2 separate regions of the Homo sapiens genome follow, and region 2 is linked to region 1. Evidence: chromatin loops called from intact Hi-C (ENCODE). Cell type or tissue: endothelial cell of umbilical vein. All regions are shown on one strand. Each heading gives the region's core, and the rest is flanking DNA. Links, peaks and the distances in the headings are about the cores only.

Evidence for each region. Hi-C counts contacts between places; a loop is a spot of excess contacts. Peaks named below come from ENCODE experiments on the same cell type or tissue, not always from the same donor. Only the 100,000 strongest peaks of a DNase experiment are listed, where the experiment ranks them.
Region 2: a loop joins it to region 1, with 2.2 times the contacts of the local background. A loop is called at or near these places in 5 of 110 quality-filtered maps.

Annotation. Positions count from the first base shown.
Region 1 is chr5:37,315,401-37,320,955 of GRCh38, forward strand. It overlaps NUP155 (nucleoporin 155), which reads right to left. Exons shown (of 35, transcript NM_153485.3): 21 at 2,588-2,685. Among named protein-coding and RNA genes, the nearest start is that of NUP155, 53 kb to the right of the region's middle. In endothelial cell of umbilical vein, for the core only: no CTCF peak of the experiment used is centred there; a DNase peak (open chromatin) is centred at 2,621.
Region 2 is chr5:37,062,242-37,067,796 of GRCh38, forward strand. NIPBL (NIPBL cohesin loading factor) reads left to right here. Exons shown (of 47, transcript NM_133433.4): 46 at 1,549-1,737; 47 at 2,286-4,172. The coding sequence ends at 2,651. Among named protein-coding and RNA genes, the nearest start is that of CPLANE1-AS1, 180 kb to the right of the region's middle. In endothelial cell of umbilical vein, for the core only: no CTCF peak of the experiment used is centred there; no DNase peak of the experiment used is centred there.

The DNA of each region.
Region 1 (5,555 bases), core at 347-5,346:
GTTGCCTTGCTCTTTCCTTACTTGTTACTACTTATAATTGATAAAAAGCACAATGAAATATTTGATTCATATTTTTAGCTCTATAAAAAGGCATATTACTAATCATTAGGGAAATGCAAATCAAAATCCCAATGAGATGCCATTCCATGTTCATTAGGATGGCTATATATAAAAGGACAGAAAAATGACAAATGTTGGCAAAGATGTGAAGAAATTGGAACCCTTGTGCATTGCTACTAGAAGTATAAAATGCTGTGGCTGGCCAGGCGCAGTGGCTCACGCCTGTAATCCTACCACTTTGGGAGGCCGAAGTGGGTGGATCACCTGAGGTCAGGAGTTCAAGACCAGCCTGGCCAACATGGTGAAACCCCAACTATACTAAAAATAAAAAAATTAGCTGGGTGTGGTGACACATGCCTGTAACCACAGCTACTCGGGAGGCTGAGGCAGAATTGCTTGAACCTGGGAGGTGGAGGCTGCAGTGAGCTGAGATCGCACCATTGCACTCCAGCCTGGGAGACAAGAGTGAAACTCCGTCTCAAAAAGAAATAAAGATAAACATAAACATAAAATGCAGTAGCTGCTATGAAACAGTATGGCAGTTCATCAAAAAAATTAGTAATAGAATTACCATATGATATAGCAATTCCACTTCTGGGTATATACCCAAAAGAACTGAAAGCAGAGGCTTTAATTTGTATTTGTTCACCCATGTTAATAGCAGCATTATTCACGATAGCCAAAAAACGGAAGTAACTCAGTGTCCATCAACAGATGAATGGATAAAGGAAATGTGGTATATGTGCACATATGCACATATACACAATAGAAATTACTCAGTCTTAAAAAGGAAGGAAATTCTGACACGTTACAACATGGATGAACCTCGAGGACAGTATGCTAAGTGACATAAGCCTGCCACAAAATGTAAAATTTGATTTCATCCTAATAGGGTACCCAGAGTTGTAAAATTCAAGAGACAGAAAGTAGAATGGTGGTTGCCAGGGACCTAGGATAGGGGAAAAAAATGGGGGGTTATTATTTCATGGGTACAGAGTGACTTTTGGTGTTTATTTTTTTTAAGACAGAGTCTTGCTCTTGTTGCCCAGGCTAGGGTGCAATGGCACAAATTCGGCTCACTGCAACCTCCGCCTGCTGGGTTCAAGTGATTCTCTTGCCTCGGCCTCCCGAGCAGCTGGGATTACAGGTGCCCGCCACCACGCCTGGCTAATTTTTGTATTTTTGGTAGAGATGGGGTTTCAACATGTTGGCCAGGCTGGTCTTGAACTCCTGACCTCAGGTGATCCACCTGCCATGGCCTCCCAAAGTGCTGGGATTACAGGTGAGAGCCACTGCGCCCAGCCCAGAGTGACATTTTTGGGGAAGATGACAAAAGTTCTGGAGATAGATGCTGGTAATGGGTACATAAAATGAATATACTGAATGCCACTGAACTGTACACTTAAAAACAGTAAAAACGGGCCAGGCGCAGTGGCTCTTGCCTGTAATCCCAGCACTTTGGGAGGCTGAGGTGGGCGGATCATGAGGTCAGGAGATTGAGATCATCCTGCTTAAACACGGTGAAACCCTGTCTCTACTAAAAATACAAAAAAAAAAAATTAGCCAGGTGTGGTGGCGGGCGCCTGTAGTCCCAGCTACTCAGAAGGCTGAGGCAGGAGAATGGAGTGAACCCGGGAGGTGGAGCTTGCAGTGAGCCGAGATCATGCCACTGCACTCCAGCCTGGGCGACAGAGTGAGACTCTGTCTCAAAAAAATAAATAAATAAATAAAATAAAGTAAAAATGGGGCTGGGCACGGTGGCTCACATCTGTAATCCCAGCACTTTGGGAGGCCGAGGCGGACGGGATCACCTGAGGTTGGAAGTTCGAGACCAGCCTGACCAACATAAAGAACCCCGTCTCTTCTGAAAATACAAAATTAGCCGGGCGTGGTGGCACATGCCTCTAATCCCAGCTACTCGGGAGGCTGAGGCAGAAGAATTTCTTGAACCCAGGAGGCAGAGGTTGCAGTGAGCCAAGATCACGCCATTGCACTCCAGCCTGGGAAACAAGAGTGAAACTCTGTCTCAGAAACATAAACAAATAAAAAGTAAAAATGGTAAATTTTATGGTATATATATATTTCACCACAATAAAAAAAACATAATGAAATAGGTGTGTATCATGTTTTCTGGTGGAGGAAGGAACAAAAATGTATATGCTAAAAGAGATAGGGAAATATACAATATCCATATTAATATCCATATTATCCTACTTTCCCAATCACACTTTTTTTTTTTTTTTTTGAGGCAGGTTCTCACTCTGTCACCCAGGCTGGAGTGCAGTGGCATGATCTCAGCTCACTGCAACCTCTGCCTCCCAGGAAGAGGTGATCCTCCCAACTCAGCCTTCCAAAGTGCTGGTATTACAGGTGTGAGCCACCACCCCGGACCCAATTACACTGATATTTTAATTACAAATATTTGTGTACAAAGTACATCTTACTAAGAAAGTCCATTGTTTTCTATTCAAGTAATAAAATTTTACTGAGGTCATGTACGCTTAACTGATGAGAAGCAATAATTTACCATGAAACTTCCTCTGCAGTTCCTGTTGCATTTGCTGGGGATTTCCGTTTTCAGGACGCATGAATCCTATCAGCCTCTGCTGCACTTTAGCAGTAGTACTGAAACAGAAATTGCAGAATGTGTGTGTTTATAACAGCTTTATTGAGATATAACACATACAGTACAATTCAAACATTTAATATGTTTACTTTTTTTAAATAATTCAGAAGGTTGGGCAACCAACACCAGAAGGGCTGATGGCCAGAAAAAATTTATGACACAGACTAAACAGATGCTACTTAAAATGACTGAGATTAAATCAATTAAATGACTGAGAACATCAGCTATAAATTTTCCTAACCTGTAGAAAAAAAAAGATCAAGTAAAAAGAGGGGGTAAAGGAGAGAAAGGAAGGAAGGAAATTACGGAAGAGAAGAAACAAGCTAGATACAAAAGAGTTAATATGATTCTCCAAAGAGAATGGGACAGAAGAAACATAGATTGAGTATCCCTAATAAAAAAAAAAACTAACATCTGAAATGTCCCCAAATCTGAAACGTTTTGCACATCAGCATGATGCTCAAAGGAAATGCGCACTGGAGCAATTTCGATTTCAAATTTTCGGAATGGGGTGCTCAACCTAAGTATAATGCAAATATTTAAAAATCAAAAAAAACGTGAAAGCCAAAACACTTCTGGTTCCAAACAGTTCGGATAAGGGATATTCAATGTGTATCACAATACATAAAAAACGAGAGAAGAAAACTGATCAAAGCCAAGACGTTCATTCTTAAGGCTCACTGAGAGCTGTAAAGAAGATATACCTAAAGACATCATGTGACTTTTGAATTTCGGTAACAAAAAGAAAAAAACACAAAAAAATTTCAAAGTAAACACTAAGTCACTTACAAAGGAAGGAGAATCATACAGATAATGTACTTTTTCATCTACAACATTAAACTTTGGGAAGAAAATGGTGCAAAATGTATACGAAGATCTGAGAAATGGTCTATGATCTTAAAATCCCACATTCATTGGGCAATAAAAACGAACAAAGCATGAATACATCCTACCACATAAATCTCAAACATGAGCCCCCAAAACACACTAAGTGAAAGAAGCCAGACTCAAAGACCACACAGTATGATTCTGTTTATATGACATGTCAAGAATAGGCACATCTACAGAGATAGAGCAGATCAGTAAGTGTCTGGGGCTAAGAAGTGGGAATGGAAAGTGACTGCTAATGGACATGAGGTATGTCTCCTAGATAATGGAAGTGTGCTAAAACTGGACTGTGGTGATGGTTGCACAATTCTATGAATTTACTAAAAGTCACTGAACTGAACATTCAAAATGAGTAAATTTAGTGGTATGTAAAGTAGATCTCAAAAATCTGTTTAAAAAATTTCCATAGTCAATGAAACTAATGTTATAGGAATCCAAGGGTTGGTCGAAATTAGGACATGTATTAACTCTATTGTTAAAGGTAAGGGGGAAAATGATATGATCATCTCTGTAAAATGCAGTAAATACATTTGACAAACTCACTTATTGAATATGGTAAGCATATTCAATATGTTAAATATATGAATATGTTAAACATATTCAATAAGGGCTGAGTGCGGATGGCTCATGCCTAAAATCCCAGCATTTTTTGAGGCCAAGACAGGAGGATCACCTAAGCCCAGGAGTGCAAGATCAACGTGGGCAAAACAGTGAGAACTTGTCTCTACAAAATGTGAAATAAAAAAATTAGCTGAGCATGGTAGCATGTGCCTGTAGTCCCAACTACTCAGGAGGCTGAGGTGGGAGGATCACTTGAAGCTGGGAGGTCAAAGTTGCGGTGAGCCGTGATCATGCCACTGCACTCCGGCCTGGGCAACAGAGTGAGACCAGTCTCAAAAAAGAAAACCAAAAAACACCTCAAGTAAGGGTGGATGCAGTGGGTCATGCCTGTAATCCCAGCACTTTGGGAAGCTAAGGAGGGAGCATAACTTGAGGCCAAGAGTTTTAGACCAGCCTGGGCAACACAGTGAGACCCTATCTCTGAGAAAAATAAGAAAAAATCAGCCAGGTGTGGCAGCACATGCCTGTAGCCCCAGCTACTCAGGCGGCTGAGTCTGAGATTGCAGGGAATAATGATCACATCACTGCACTCCAGCCTCAATGACAGAGCAAGATTGCCTAAAAAAGAAAAAAAAAGAGAAAAGACAGACAGAGATAAGTGGCAGGGCGCAGCGGCTCATGCCTGTAATCCCAGCACTTTGGGAGGCTGAGGCGGGTGGATAACCTGAGGTTGGGAGATTGAGACCAGCCTGACCAACAAGGAGAAACCCCGTCTCTACTAAAAATACAAAATTAGCTGGGCGTGGTGGCTCATGCCTGTAATCCCAGCTACTCAGGAGGCTGAGGCAGGAGCATCGCTTGAACCCGGGAGGCGGAGGTTGCGGTGAGCCGAGGATCATGCCATCGCACTCCAGCCTAGGTAATAAGAGTGAAACTCTGTCTCAATTAAAAAGAAAAAGAGAGAGAGAGAGATTACCTTGTGCAGAGAGGAGAAAGCAAGTAGAGCTAGACAAGAAAAGATGGAAAAGATGAAACTATCTCTGTTTGCAGATGACAGAACTGCTTCTGTGACAATTCAAGAAACATCAATGAAAAAAACATCCTGCTAAAAACTGTAAAGATAAATGAGTAATTAAGAGAAATTAGAAGTAGATTAGAAAATTTACATATAATTGCAGATGTAATGGTAAAATTCAATTAACAAAAGACCATAATGTTAGAAAAAAAACCAAACAAACTAAAAACATCTGACAAGTAAAATTCCAGATAATTTGGAGGGAGAGGGATGGCAGTAGAAGGCAAGGAAACAAAATGTAATAGAGTTTGTTAAATTATTAATGCTGACTGAGATGCATGTCTGTCAGAATTTAAGACTAACAGAGGAAGAAAAATCATATGTAGAACTTCTTAATTGGTGTTT
Region 2 (5,555 bases), core at 172-5,171, 250 kb before region 1:
CAGAAAAATACATGGCTTATATGTCATAAAAGGTAAAACTGCAAGCAGTCATTCTCTTACCGTGTTTGGCTATTCTGTTCCTTTCTTTTCTGATAACCAATATTATTACTTTTTCGTATGTTCTTATATGAGTAATGCCAATATATATATATGTAGATTTTCTCACTTATCAAGTATGCAAATGTATGTATATAAAATGTGCTTTAAAAATAGAGACAGATAATAGACTAGAGGTTACCAAGGACCGGGGAAGGAAAGAACGGGGAGTTATTGTTTAATGAGGACAGCTGTGGTTTCCAGTGATTAAAAAAAAAAAGAAACAGCTCTGGAAATGGACAGTGGTGATAGTTGTACAATATGCCAATGAATTATACATTTAAAATGGTTAAACTGGTAGGCTGGACATGCTGGCTTATACCTGTAATCTTAGCACCTTGGGAGGCCTATGTAGGAGGTTTGCTTGAGTCCAGGAAGTCCAGGCCAGCCTGAGCAACAGGGTGAGACCCTGTCTCTACAAAAAATACAAACATTAGCCAGACATGGCGGTGTGCACCTGTAGTCCCAACTGCTGGGGAGGCTGAGGTGGGAGGACCACCTAAGCCTGGGAGGTGGAGGCTACAGTGAGCCATGATCGTGCCACTGCACTTCAGCCTGAGTGACAGAGTGAGACCCTGTCTCAATTTAAAAAGAAAAAAAAAAAGGGTTAAGCTGGCAAATTTTATGATATTTCTATTTTATCACAATATAAAAGTTTTTAAAAATGTTTTTGAAATTAGAGGACTATCCTAAAAAATAAAAATAAAGTTTTATATTTTAATCTACTTAATTTCAGGTGTAGTGGCTCACAAGCACTTTGGGAGGCTGAGGTGGGCAGATCACTCGAGGCCAGAGGTTTGACACCAGTTTGGCCAACATTGCAAAACCCCATTTCTATTTTTCTTAAAAAAATTTTTAAAAATCTACTTTAAAGCAAGTAGCTGAACATAAAATAAGGTTTTTTGAACTAAGAATATAATCTACACAGTGGCTTTTCATATTATTCATTGACTGCAAACCTTACTCTAAAATTTAAAAATATTTTAGTTCTTATTTAAAATTTTTCAACATTCTTTGCTTTCTCTTGTATCGTCTTAGCAGAGAGCAAAGAGGGGAGATAACTAGAAAATGTCTATCAGTAATTATCACCTGATTGCTTGATGACTTGGACCAAGGGTCTGAAAACTCTGGCTGTTTTTGTATCTAACCCATTGCCTGTTTTTGCAAACAAAGTTTTATTGAAAACATTCATGCCCACTCATTTATTTGTCTGTAGCTGCTTTCATACTACAGTGGCAGAGTTGGGTAGTTGTGACAGACTATTTGACCTTCAAAATGAAAAATATTTACCACCTGGCTGTTTACAGAAAATGTTTACTAGCCCCTAATTTAGATGATGGCTAACGTCTGTTTCACCCACACCAAACTACTGCCATAGAAAACATTTAGGAATTTGACAATCTTGCTTGAAATATTTACTTAAAATTCTGAAATAATATCTGTTTTTTGTAGTTCAAACTTCTCATGGAACATCTGGACCCTGATGAAGAAGAAGAAGAAGGGGAGGTTTCAGCTAGCACAAATGCTCGGAACAAAGCAATTACCTCACTGCTTGGAGGAGGCAGCCCTAAAAATAATACAGCAGCAGAGACAGAAGATGATGAAAGTGATGGGGAGGATAGAGGAGGAGGCACTTCAGGGGTGAGGCGGAGGAGGAGTCAACGTATTTCGCAGCGTATTACGTAAAATGATTTTTATGTGCTTATATATGTCAGTCTATTAAATGTACACCAAGTAATGTAATACTTAAAAGAGAAAACATTTTGTAGATAGAGATTCTCTACTTACCCGTTTATACATCCTTTTGTAGAAAGTTTAACATAAAAGACAATAAAAAAACAGAAATGAGATTTATCCAGCATAAAGGGTTAATTTTTCTTTGAATTGTATTAATGTGTGTTATTTTTATTGTTGCTAAGTTTTATGTAGCTATATGGTTCATATGTATATATAATTTTATATATCAATAAGAGTAAAGACACGGGTACAAATTAAGAGTTATATGGTTTTACAAGTATATGTTAACCCCTTGGCGCTGGCGGTCACGGTGCGTCTCATTGCCGGCAATGGAAGTGTGCCGGGAAATCCCAACTCCCGGCGTCAAGGGATTAAAAGCAATAAAAACAATAATTTCACTAAAATTCTTTTGTGTAACACTTGGTCTTTTTTCCCCCCTCCCAATGTTTTAGTCATTGAGAAGGTCAAAACGAAATTCAGACTCTACGGAGTTGGCAGCACAGATGAATGAAAGTGTTGACGTCATGGATGTCATCGCTATTTGCTGTCCAAAGTACAAAGATCGACCACAAATTGCAAGAGTAGTGCAGAAAACCAGCAGTGGCTTCAGTGTTCAGTGGATGGCAGGCTCCTACAGTGGCTCCTGGACTGAGGCTAAGCGCCGTGATGGCCGCAAACTGGTGCCTTGGGTAGACACTATTAAAGAGTCAGACATTATTTACAAAAAAATTGCTCTAACGAGTGCTAATAAGCTGACTAATAAAGTTGTTCAGACTTTACGATCCCTGTATGCCGCCAAGGATGGGACTTCCAGCTAATGAATTTGTACATGCAGCCAAATTTACAGGAATTTTTTTAAAAGGCAGAAAAACTTGAAATACCAACATTCTGGCAAAAAAAAATCAGTTTTATGAAGAGTAAGTGGAACCTGGGATGCAGGAACAAAAGAAGGAAATGTTGGGCAAACATTTTTGTGGGAGCTCCCTTCGCTGTTGTGCAGCAGAAACAGATTCTCAGTTCATTTTTACTCCCACTGTATTATAGTTTAACAAAAATTGTTTATATCTTGGAAAAAAAACTTTCTGTTTAAAAAAAATAAACAAGTGAATGTTGGAAATTAGTCTGTTAATGTTCTTAATAAAGTGTTCTTGGAGTTTAACCTAGCAGCGGATGGCTTTCTTTAGCTTAGCCCAGTTTCCAGGGAAGCATTGTTTTTTCCAGGCTGTAAAATGGCAGAATCTCCTGGATATATAATTTATTCTGTTGAAAAAAAAAAAAGCATGCAGTATCTATGACCTATCTGCAGAAGGAGTTTTTGTAAATGTAGATTTTGATGTATTAGGTCACCCTGAAAACAATACAAGAAAAGGGATCCCCAGGTAATCTGGTGGAGCGAATACTGCAATAAATTTTTTTACTTCTCTTTGTTACTTGTCTGTTTCCATTTGAATTTCTTATTGTAAAAATCTGTTTAAATCCATTTATATTATTTTACAGTCTTTTATGTAAAATTTATTATATCACTGGTTTTCAAAGCAAAACATAAAATATTGTTTATACAGTTTGTATAGGCTGACTTCTGAATAATTGGTATCTATTATTTTCATTCCCATAAGAGGGTGTAAACAATTAACTCCAGGGTTTTATTGTATCCTGCAATATTTAGTATTAACTATATATGATTTAGCACTGTGCCAAACACATTTTCAAGAGTACATTTTGATATAAAAAGAAACTATAGTTTATTCCTTGTATGCTTCAATTTCTTTCTAGTGATGTCATGATGCTGATATTTATTCTTTAAACCTCGGGTAAAGGTAACCTGTTATTTGGAAAACCAGCATTTCTCTTGGTTAAAATGATGTCCGGTTATTTTAGAACTAGAGTTGAGATGAATATGACACTTCATAATTACACTCACTACATTTTTCACAAATTATTTTTTAATGCTGAAAAGAGTAATTTTACTTGTTGAGATGTTTATTCATTTTCTAATCTATGCTAAAAGCTTTTATCATAAGTCTTGGGAACAGTTGTCATTTACACATTACTTACTGCAGATATCTTGACTAAATCAGGAGGGAGGTGTTTAATCATTTGATATGTATAGTTGACACTCAGGAATAGTAATGCCTAAAATTTACAGTGGATGAGGTCTGTTTCAAGTTTAATTCTTTTTAAAAATGTTTTACTTATTTTTAAATCACTTTGAAAAAATTGACCTCCAGAATGCTGTTTTATGAAATTGGCAAATAAATGAAGGTATTCAATTTTTGAGGAAGAATGACATTGCCACAAAATACCTTTTTGTGACACCTATTAAACCACTATGAAAATAACTTTTCAGGATCTATTTCCTATGTGGAATTCTTTCAAATGCTTTCTTCACGGAAATGTTTTCTCACTCTTCGTTTTGTTCCCCTTACTTACATGTTTCTCTTTTCCTTATACTGTGAACTCTGGAACAAAACTAGATTGGGTTGGTTGGTTGGTTGGTTGGTTCTTCTTGGAGTTTATGTATATCAACAAAGGATTTGAGGTCACTTCTGAGAATAATATATCAAAAAGGGTACTGGTTAGAGAAAATATAAGAATAAAATCCAGCCCAGAGAGAGTACTAAGAATGTAAATGTGAGTAAAAAGCCAGTTTTGAATTCTATTTACGTGACAGTGATGCATGCTGTCATTTAATTCTCACAAAAACTCTCGTTATATATTTTATCCTCATTTTGTAGATGAGGATAGCAGGCTTAGAAGGATTTGGTAATTTACTAATGTCATGATAGGGATTTAAATCTGGAATTGAAGTAATTGTGTCTCACTACTCTAAGCTAATTGAACATCAGACATTAAGAGAGATGATCCTTATTGAAGTAAACCAGTTCCTAAAGGATCCTTGTAGTATACATACTTGGGAATCCTGTTCAGAGTAATTTTTAGGAAGTAGGTACACAGTAGTAAGTCTTCTGTTGCCTCAGTTGGCCATAGATGGAATTCTGTGTTTGCCACTCATTAGAAATTTAGGAATTTTAGGCAGGGCACGGTGGCTCACACCTGTAATCCCAGCACTTTGGGAGGCCGAGGCGGGCAGATCACCTGAAGTCAGGAGTTCAAGACCAGCCTGACCAACATGGGGAAACCCCGTCTCTACTAAAAATACAAAATTAGCCGGGCGTGGTGGTGCATACCTGTAATCCCAGCTACTCGAGAGGCTGAGGCAGGAGAATCGCTTGAACCCAGGAGGCGGAGGTTGCGGTGAGCCGAGATCACGCCATAGCACTCCAGCCTGGGCAACAAGAGCGAAACTCCATCTCAAAAAAGAAAAAGAAATTTAGGAATTTTAGGAATCAGTTTTGAAATTTTGTATATATTCTAAGCTCCTATTTTATCTGTTAATAGAAGCCAAATGTTAATATAAGCCTTAACTCTTAAATATACAAACCAAAATTTTCAGAAAGTTGAAGATTCTTCAAGATGAATTGTTAGGTCTTAACACTATTAAAGCTTTGGCAGTCAAATATACAAAATCAAACTTTAAGTATATTGGGGATTCACAAAGTTCTATTAAGTATTTAGAAAGTTCAGTCTTACTCTATAGTGTGTTGATTAATTACCATAGATTAATCTTGTTATATTGACTTGAAAAGATAGGTTATATTTGATATAAAAATTTTCAAGTATCTCTTCACTTTTTAAGTACATTAATATGAAATTTTAGCCTT